Linked DNA regions of Homo sapiens: region 1 is linked to region 2. A link is a contact called in ENCODE Hi-C or POLR2A ChIA-PET data. All regions are on one chromosome and are shown on one strand. The core of a region is the stretch at or near the end of the contact, and the rest is flanking DNA. Distances in the headings are between cores, read along the strand shown. Region 1 holds the start of PLET1 (placenta expressed transcript 1). Region 2 overlaps DIXDC1 (DIX domain containing 1).

Region 1 (3,978 bases), core at 490-2,989, 310 kb after region 2:
GTGCCTCAGTTCTTGTCTGTAAAATGATAACAACATCTACTTCTAAAACATGCCCAGCACATCGTAAGAAGGGTTAGCTCTCACTACTATAAGGAAGAGTATATAGTGGTTAAAGGCAGGGTCTCTGAAGCTGGAATGCTGGTTCATATCTTACCTTCACCATTTAAGTAGCTCCGGGACCTGAGCAAGAGTCACTTAGCATCTCTGTCTCTGTTTCTCATCTACAAAATGGGAATGATAATGATATCTCCCTAATAGGTCACTATTACATGTTAAACACCATAGGAAGTGTTATTATTATGAAATGAATTAGAAAGCATATTCCTTGACTTTTAGGTTTGGCTGATTCAAAAAGGGCTATATAAAAAATATCTACTGGACACCTCTAAGAAAAGCATTGGATTAAGAATGAACAGACTAAGATTCAAGAGCCAGTTCTATGACTTACTAGAAGGGAGACTCTGGGCAGGTCATTTAATTTCCCTTGGTCTCAGGCTTTTCATACATAAAGTGGGTTAGTAATACTTCCCCTGTGTTGTTTATTAGATTTTTTTCACCCACGGACTAAATGCAGTACACAATTATCCCCAGAGGCATCATATTGTCAAATAGATATGAAAAGATTACACACTGGAGGCTGGGTACAGTGGCTCACACCTGTAATTCCAGCACTTTGGGTGACTGAGGTGGGTGGATCACTTGAAGCCAGGAGTTCGAGACCAGCCTGGTCAACATGGAGAAGCCCCATCTCTACTAAAATACAAAAAATTAGCCAGGCGTGGTGGTGTGCACCTGTAATCCCAGCTACTTGGGAGGCTGAGGTACAAGAATTGCTTGAACCCAGGAGGCGGAGGTTGCAGTGAGCTGAAATTGTACCATTACACTCCAGCCTGGGTGACAAAGTGAGACTCTGTCTCCAGAAAAACAAAAACAAAAAGAGAAAAGATTATACACTGGAATGCAATGATTATCCCTTAAAATGATAAAACTGCCCATTTTATTTAAGTCAGAGAATCTACCCCAAGTGTGCTCTTGCTGGGACTCAGTGAATCTGGGGTTGGGGCTTTCTCGCTCCTGTGGCTTGAGTTCACAAGGAATTTGCAGAAATAGCCCCCCAGCCCACTCCCTTAATTCTCATTCTTTGTCTTCCTTCCCTTGCTTCCCATTTGGTTCAGAAGACACATGTTTTGTATAATTGAGAGTAGCGATAGAGGGGTGTGTTCTGAAATTCTGGTTAATTTCCCTCAGGGAACAAAGGACAGCAGAGAGCATGGCTTCTACTCACCAGAATAGACTGCATTGCTTTCGTAGATATGTGAACTGGCCTTGATGTCTAGGGTTATGGTGTAGTATTCATCAAAGGTGAAGCAGGTGCTACTGTACCTTATAAAGGTGGCAGAAGAAAGCTGCAGACTGAGGCACAGAAACATCCCCAGTGGCTGCAGCAGCATGTCATGGAAGACTGCCATGGTCTCAGTCTGTTTGGAAAGTGCTAGGCCTGGAATTGGGTGAAACTGACAACTCACCTCTTGTTTATATGCCAGGGCTTCTGGGTGAAGTCATACATGCAGATCTTCTCCCTGCCCCTTCTGAATATACATTGGATTCTGGAATTTGGCCCAAGACATCACCAGGAATGAATCACCAGTCACCATTACCTGTCACCGATGATTTTGCAAATTGCAGTTTTGCTCAAGAAAGGGAATGTCCTGAATATGGTTTTCTTTTACGCCTGTCATTTCAGCATCTGCTGTTTGAAGAAAGCCATTGAGAAGATGTGAATACCAGCAAGTGAAATTCAGAGTTGTGTAAAATGTAAAATAAACCCCTGAGGAATGAGATGTCTATAGGGGGTTTGAAAAGCTTGGACGAATCCCTGGGAATCTAAAAAGCCATGTGCATGTGCAGGGCTACACACATTCCCAGGAAAGACCTGAGGAGGCCCTAATTACTCACCTCTGGCCGACCTTGAGGCTCTGCACAAGTAAGAAGTAAAGGCTAAGGTAGAGCTGTAAACTGCCTATCTGATCACTGAAGGCATTCCCCAAAACACACATGCAGAAGTGCTTAGCAAAGACTGGGAGACTTGTTGGTTCCAGAGTTATTAGTTAAAGAAATTTTTTAAAAATCTATTTATTAGCTGGTCAATAAGCAAACAGAACAGAGACTTTGGTGGTTACACATGATAAAGAATACAGACTTCACATAATTAATTTAGGAAAGTCATAAAACAAACAGCAGCAACAACAACAATAAAAAAGAATAACAAACAGCAACAAAAACAAACTCAGGGAGGAGAAGGGAGTCTGGTGTCCAAAGTTGTCACATTTGTGTGTGTGTGTGTGTGTGTGTGTGTGTGTGTATGTATGTATTTATTTATTTTTTTGAGACACAGTCTCACTATTGCCCAGGCTGGAGTGAAGTGGTGCAATCATAGCTCACTGCAGCCTCAAATTCTTGGGCTTAAGTGATCCTCCTGCTGCAGCTTCCCAAGTAGCTGGGGCTATAGGCACGTGTCATCACACCTGGTTAATTTTTATAGTTTTTGTAGAGTCTTGCTATGTTGTCCAGACTGTTATTGAACTCCTGGGCATAAGCAATCCTCCTGCCTCAGCCTCCCAAAGTGCTGGGATTATGGGCATAAGTCACTTTGCTTGGCTTCATGTTTTTTAAATGTTCAGTTTTCAAGAAAAATTATAAGATATACAAATAAACAAGAAAGTATGGCTTATACAGAAGAAAAAAACATCCCAGGTAAACAGAAACTGTCCCTGAGGAAGCCCACACGCTGAACTTGACATAGACGTTAACTCAGCTTTATAAATACGTTCAAAGAACTAGAAAAAATCATGTCTAAAGAATTAAAGGAAAGTATGAGATTGATTTTGGTGATTGTCTCACCAAGTAAAGAATAGTAATAAAGAGATTAAAATGATAAAAAGAGCCAAATAGAAATTCTGCAATGGAAAAGTACAATAACTACGATTTTAAAAAGTCACCAGAAGAACTCAACAGCATATTTGAACTGGTAGAAGAAAGTATTGGTGAACTTGAAGATGGGTCAATTGAATACATTTAACAAAACAAGTGCAAGACTTGTATACGGAAAACTATAACAATACACTCAGGATAGTCAAAATGATCTTGAAAACAAACAAACAAAACTCACAAAGTTTGAGGACTCACACTTCCCAATTTTAAAATTTACTGTGTAGCTACAGTAATCAAGACAGTGTGGTACTGACATAAGGATAGACATATACATCAATGAAATAGAATTGAGATTTCAGAAACATACCCACACATTTATTATTAACTGGGTTTTGACAAGGGTAACAAGACAACTCAATGGGGAAATAAATGGTGCTGGGTCAACTGAATATGCACATGCAAAAGAATAAAGTTGGAGCCCTACTCGTACCATATACAAAATTAACTCAAGGTGAACCAAGGGCCTACATGTAAAACTATAAAACTCTTAGGAAAAAACATAGGTATAAATCTTCATAACCTTGGTTTAAGCAACAGTTATTAGACATGATGCCTGAGGCAAAAATAAGTAAAGGAAAAATAGATAAATTGGACTTCAAAACTAAAAGCTTTTGTTCTTTGAAGGCCACTATCAAGAAAGTGAAAAGGGCTGGGCACGGTGACTTACGCCTGTAATCCCAGCACTTTGGGAGGCCAAGGAGGGTGGATCACCTGAGGTCAGGAGTTCGAGACCAGCCTGGCCAACATGATGAAACCTCGTCTCTACTAAAAATACAAAAATTAGCCAGGCGTGGTGGTGTGTGCCTGTAATCCCAGCTACTCAGGAGGCTGAGGCAGGAGAATTGCTTGAACCCGGGAGGCAGAGGTTACGGTGAACCAAGATTGCACCACTTTACTCCAGCCTGGGCAACAGAGTGAGACTCCATCTAAAAAAAAAAAAAAAGTGAAAAGATAATCTACATCATATATCTGAAAAGGGCCTAGTTT
Region 2 (3,934 bases), core at 1,072-3,571:
TAGCATACCACAAAAGCTCTCTGCTTTTCTTGTTTGCTTTTCTTGTTGCCAGCAGGAAAACATAGAGTCGCCTCCTTGGCTGTTTCTGCTCTAAGAACAGTAGATACCACATACTTCCCTGGTGAAGCCCCATTGGTGCTTTCGCAACTCTAGCAAATAAGTCCCCTGCAGGAATTCTGTGAGCTTGAGTCTTGGAGGAGATAGAGAACTGAGGCTCGGCTTACAAACCTGTTTGGAAGGAAGGGCAGGTCCCAAAGAAAAACAGGAAGAAGGTTACATTTGGTGGCAAGAAAGCTTTCAAGGTCAAGATTTCCTGCACAAATGAAGATTTTGGATGGAATTGTGTATACTAGAAGACTTTTACCTAAAATCATAGGGTTATTTGGAGTGTCTTGGAGGAAGCTGATGGAGATTATGGGATTGCTAAAGCCTCCTTCCACCGGCCACCTCGTGGTACTATCACTGCTCTCACAACTTTAGAGGGGTCCAGTCTCATCAAGCCAAAATCCTTCTCAGACAGTTTTAACTCTTGTTATGTCTACTGACTGACTTCTTCTGAGGCCTGACTCAGAGGGTGGTTACCATGAAAACCTTCAGTTGTTCTAGACATTTATTACACTGGCATCCTTTTAGCTTCCTTAGAACAAATTAGTCATGAAACTCCAGACTGAGATTAGTTCAACACTGTTACACACGTAGTATGTACCAACTGTCTTGGTCTTTTTTAAAAAATTAGTTCGGTTACAAGTGCCAAAAACCCAACTTGAACTAGCAGGGATAGGAAGTGGACGTTATTGACTCATGGAATCCAAGGAAAGGCAGAAAAACTAAACCATGGAAAGGGCAGGGATGCAGCAGAAACAATGAAATCAAGAACTCTGACACTGGCAGGATCTCTTCCTCTGTTCTCTGCCTCTTGTCTGCTTCTTTCTATGCTGGCTTTATTCCCATTTACTAGAGCTGGTTTTTCCTTCTCAGGTGGGCAGCATGGCCTATGGCAACGTCTAAGTTTTATATCTTACAACTTTGAGAGAGATGAGGGAGGAGGAGGAAGACTGATTCTATTCCTAAATGCCAGTTCAGAAAGTTCCAGGGATTGGCTGGCTTTCACCAATCAACTTTGGCAGACCAATCAAGTGTGACCAGTGGAGGGGGTGATACAATACCAACCTGGTCATAGGACCCACCACTGTGTGCACAGAGGAGGGTTCTTAAAGAAGAGGGAATCATTGTGGGCTGGGCAGCTACCCCAGGAGCTGTTAGCTACACTATCACTGTAAGCCTAGCTGGAATCTGATCATTCCTACTTTGCCTCTCTTGACCAAGATCCAGGGTCATAATCAAAATATAATTCTTTTTTTTTTTAATTGTTATGCGAAAGAGCTTCATTTATTTGTTTAGTTTTCTGACTTTGTGCTGGTGTGTTCAATACTTTTTCTTTTCCTGAATAAGGAAGGCACGCTTGGTTCTGTCACAGACACATTTAGTACACATAGAACAACCACAGGCCTTGCTGACATGGATTTTTTTTTGAGACAGAGTCTTGCTCTGTTGCCCAGGCTGGAGTGCAGTGGCACGATCTCAGCTCCCTGCAACCTCTGCATCCTGGGGTCAAAGGATTCTTGTGCCTCAGCCTCCCAAGTAGCTGGAATTACAGGCATACACCACCAGCCCGGTTAATTTTTTTTTTTTTTTTTTTTGAGATGGAGTCTCGTTCTGTCGCTCAGGCTGAAGTGCAGTGGCACGATCTTGGGTCACTGCAAACTCCGCCTCCTGGGTTCAAGTGATTCTCCTGCCTTAGCCTCCCAAGTAGCTGGGATTATAGGCGCCTGCCACCACGCCCGGCTAATTTTTGTATTTTTTTTTTTTTTTGAGATGGAGTCTTGCTCTTTCGCCTAGGCCGGACTGCAGTGGTGCGATCTCGGCTCACTGCAAGCTCCGCCTCCTGGGTTCCCGCCATTCTCCTGCCTCAGCCTCCCTAGTAGCTGGGACCACAGGCGCCTACCACTGTGCCCGGCTAATTTTTTGTATTTTTAGTAGAGACGGGGTTTCACCGTGTTAGCCAGGATGGTCTCGATCTCCTGACCTCATGATCCGCCCGCCTTGGCCTCCCAAAGTGCTGGGATTACAGGCTAATTTTTGTATTTTTATTAGAAATGGGGCTTTGCCATGTTGGCCAGGCTGGTCTCGAACTCCTGACCTCAAGCTATCTGCCCACCTTGGCCTCCCAAAGTGCTGGGATTACAGGTGTGAGCCACTGCACCTGGTCAGTTTTTTTGTATTTTTAGTAGAGACGGAGTTTTGCCATGCTGGCCAAGCTAGTCTGTAATTGCTGGCCTCAAGTGATCTGCCTACCTCAGCCTCCCAAAGTGCTAGAATTACAGGCATGAGCCACTGCACCCAGCCAACATGTTTTTTTTCCTTTGTTTATTTTGGAGAACCTCTTAAGAACTTTAGGTGTCACAGCAGGAACTCATTGAAGTCGGCCTGGGCACACGCCACATGCAGATTTTGGTGTTTTCCCAACCTTCTTGGTATGAAGGTAAACAGTTCTGTGAACAGGGATTTGGGACAGCCTAATTTTGTTAGAGGCTGTATTGCAGAAAAGCCTACAATGGTATGCCAAATGCTGGACCATTCTGAGTGCCTATGGACACTGTCCCCAGAATAAGCAAGATCTATTTCTCAATATTCCAGATATTTCCATTTTGCTGAGCCTGTTGTATCTTTTTGTCACTGAATAATAGACTTGTAAAATGATAGTGTTAGAAGGAAACAAAATGCAGTTTTTTTTTTCTTTTGGTGTTTATATTTGTTTTGGTTCTTGTTTTCAGCTGCTGTGTGAAGCCCTTAAATTACTTTAGATGGCTGGAGAGTAGGGGTGGGGGCTTGAGGGTGGAGAAACACAGGAAGAGTGAGCTGGGTTTTGGACTCCTGACCCTGGCCTAATCAGAGAAGCACTGCTTTTCCCTATTTTACATATCTGCTTCTTACACAAGTTATAATTTTAAAAAATAATGAGGCCAAAAAAAATGAAGAAATGAAACTACTAGTCCACCTTTCAGAGAGTAACAGCCTCCTGTAAAAGGCATATGGTATTTCATCTGCTACAGAAAGAGAAGCCCTAATATATTGTTCAAATCAAGCAGCAGAGCCACTCAGGGCCCAGGCTTGCCCCACAGGCCTCTTTGAAGACAAAACTGCTTTGTGGGAGAAGTGGATGGCATGGCTGGCCTTCACAAGTGTCTACTTTGTCCTTAAGTCAGTTTCTTCAGAGCTGGCAGTGGGCATTTATAGGAAGAACAGGGTCTTGCCTGCCCCTTGGATGAGAAGTACAGATATCTTCAGGTCAAAGAGAGACAGACAGTTTAGTGCTTGTCTCCCTAAATTAGACATAAAGGGAGAGGCAGCAGCCTAAAGAAGGATAGTATAACCCTTCACCTGTGGATAAGACTAGCCCTATTCACTTGTGAAGCTCTGATCGCTGTTAGATGCCATTGAACAGATTCACGTCAGCATGCAAACATAGTGATGACATGCCAAAGGCTTATCTTCAACTAAATTTTTTTCATCAATGATTTAATTGAAGACAAACTAGTTTTTAAAGTTACATGAAGGCCAGGTATGGTGGCTCACACCTATAATTTCAGTATTTTGGGAGGCCAAGGCAGGAGGATGGCTTGAGGCCAGGAGTTCGAGACTAGCCTGGGCAACATAGCAAGGACTCCATCTCTACAAAAATCAAAAATTTAAAAAAAGAGAAAAGAATGAAGTAACTTGGATCTGGACAGAATGCCAAATAGCCTCAGCACCTTAGTCTCTAACACTCTCTAGACAGGACTTCAGGATCCACAGTCTAGCCTCCCAGTTCCTGGACTGTCCCCACTGTAATGATTGTCCCCCTCCATGCCACTTCTACAAGGCCACATACCGA

The links. Hi-C counts contacts between places; a loop is a spot of excess contacts on that map. ChIA-PET counts read pairs that join two places held with the same protein, here RNA polymerase II (POLR2A).
Region 1: POLR2A ChIA-PET joins it to region 2 with 16 read pairs in activated CD4-positive, alpha-beta T cell. The contact joins the promoter of PLET1 here to the enhancer-like site in region 2. A Hi-C loop is called at or near these places in 2 of 168 maps with a recorded cell type or tissue (GM12878 and IMR-90) and 1 of 37 single-sample maps with no recorded cell type. POLR2A ChIA-PET finds 5 or more read pairs at or near these places in 3 of 52 experiments (CD8-positive, alpha-beta memory T cell, GM12878 and activated CD4-positive, alpha-beta T cell).

Annotation. Positions count from the first base shown.
Region 1 is chr11:112,259,121-112,263,098 of GRCh38, forward strand. PLET1 (placenta expressed transcript 1) reads right to left here and starts at 1,740. Exons shown (of 4, transcript NM_001145024.1): 1 at 1,286-1,740. The coding sequence starts at 1,469. LOC100132686 (a long non-coding RNA gene) reads left to right here and starts at 1,145. Exons shown (of 1, transcript NR_133566.1): 1 at 1,145-2,276.
Region 2 is chr11:111,944,255-111,948,188 of GRCh38, forward strand. The region is part of intron 1 of DIXDC1 (DIX domain containing 1); the gene reads left to right. Among named protein-coding and RNA genes, the nearest start is that of DIXDC1, 8.9 kb to the left of the region's middle. Within about 2 kb of position 2,322, at least 4 of the 41 ENCODE cell types and tissues checked have a DNase peak (open chromatin) inside an H3K27ac peak, as active enhancers do.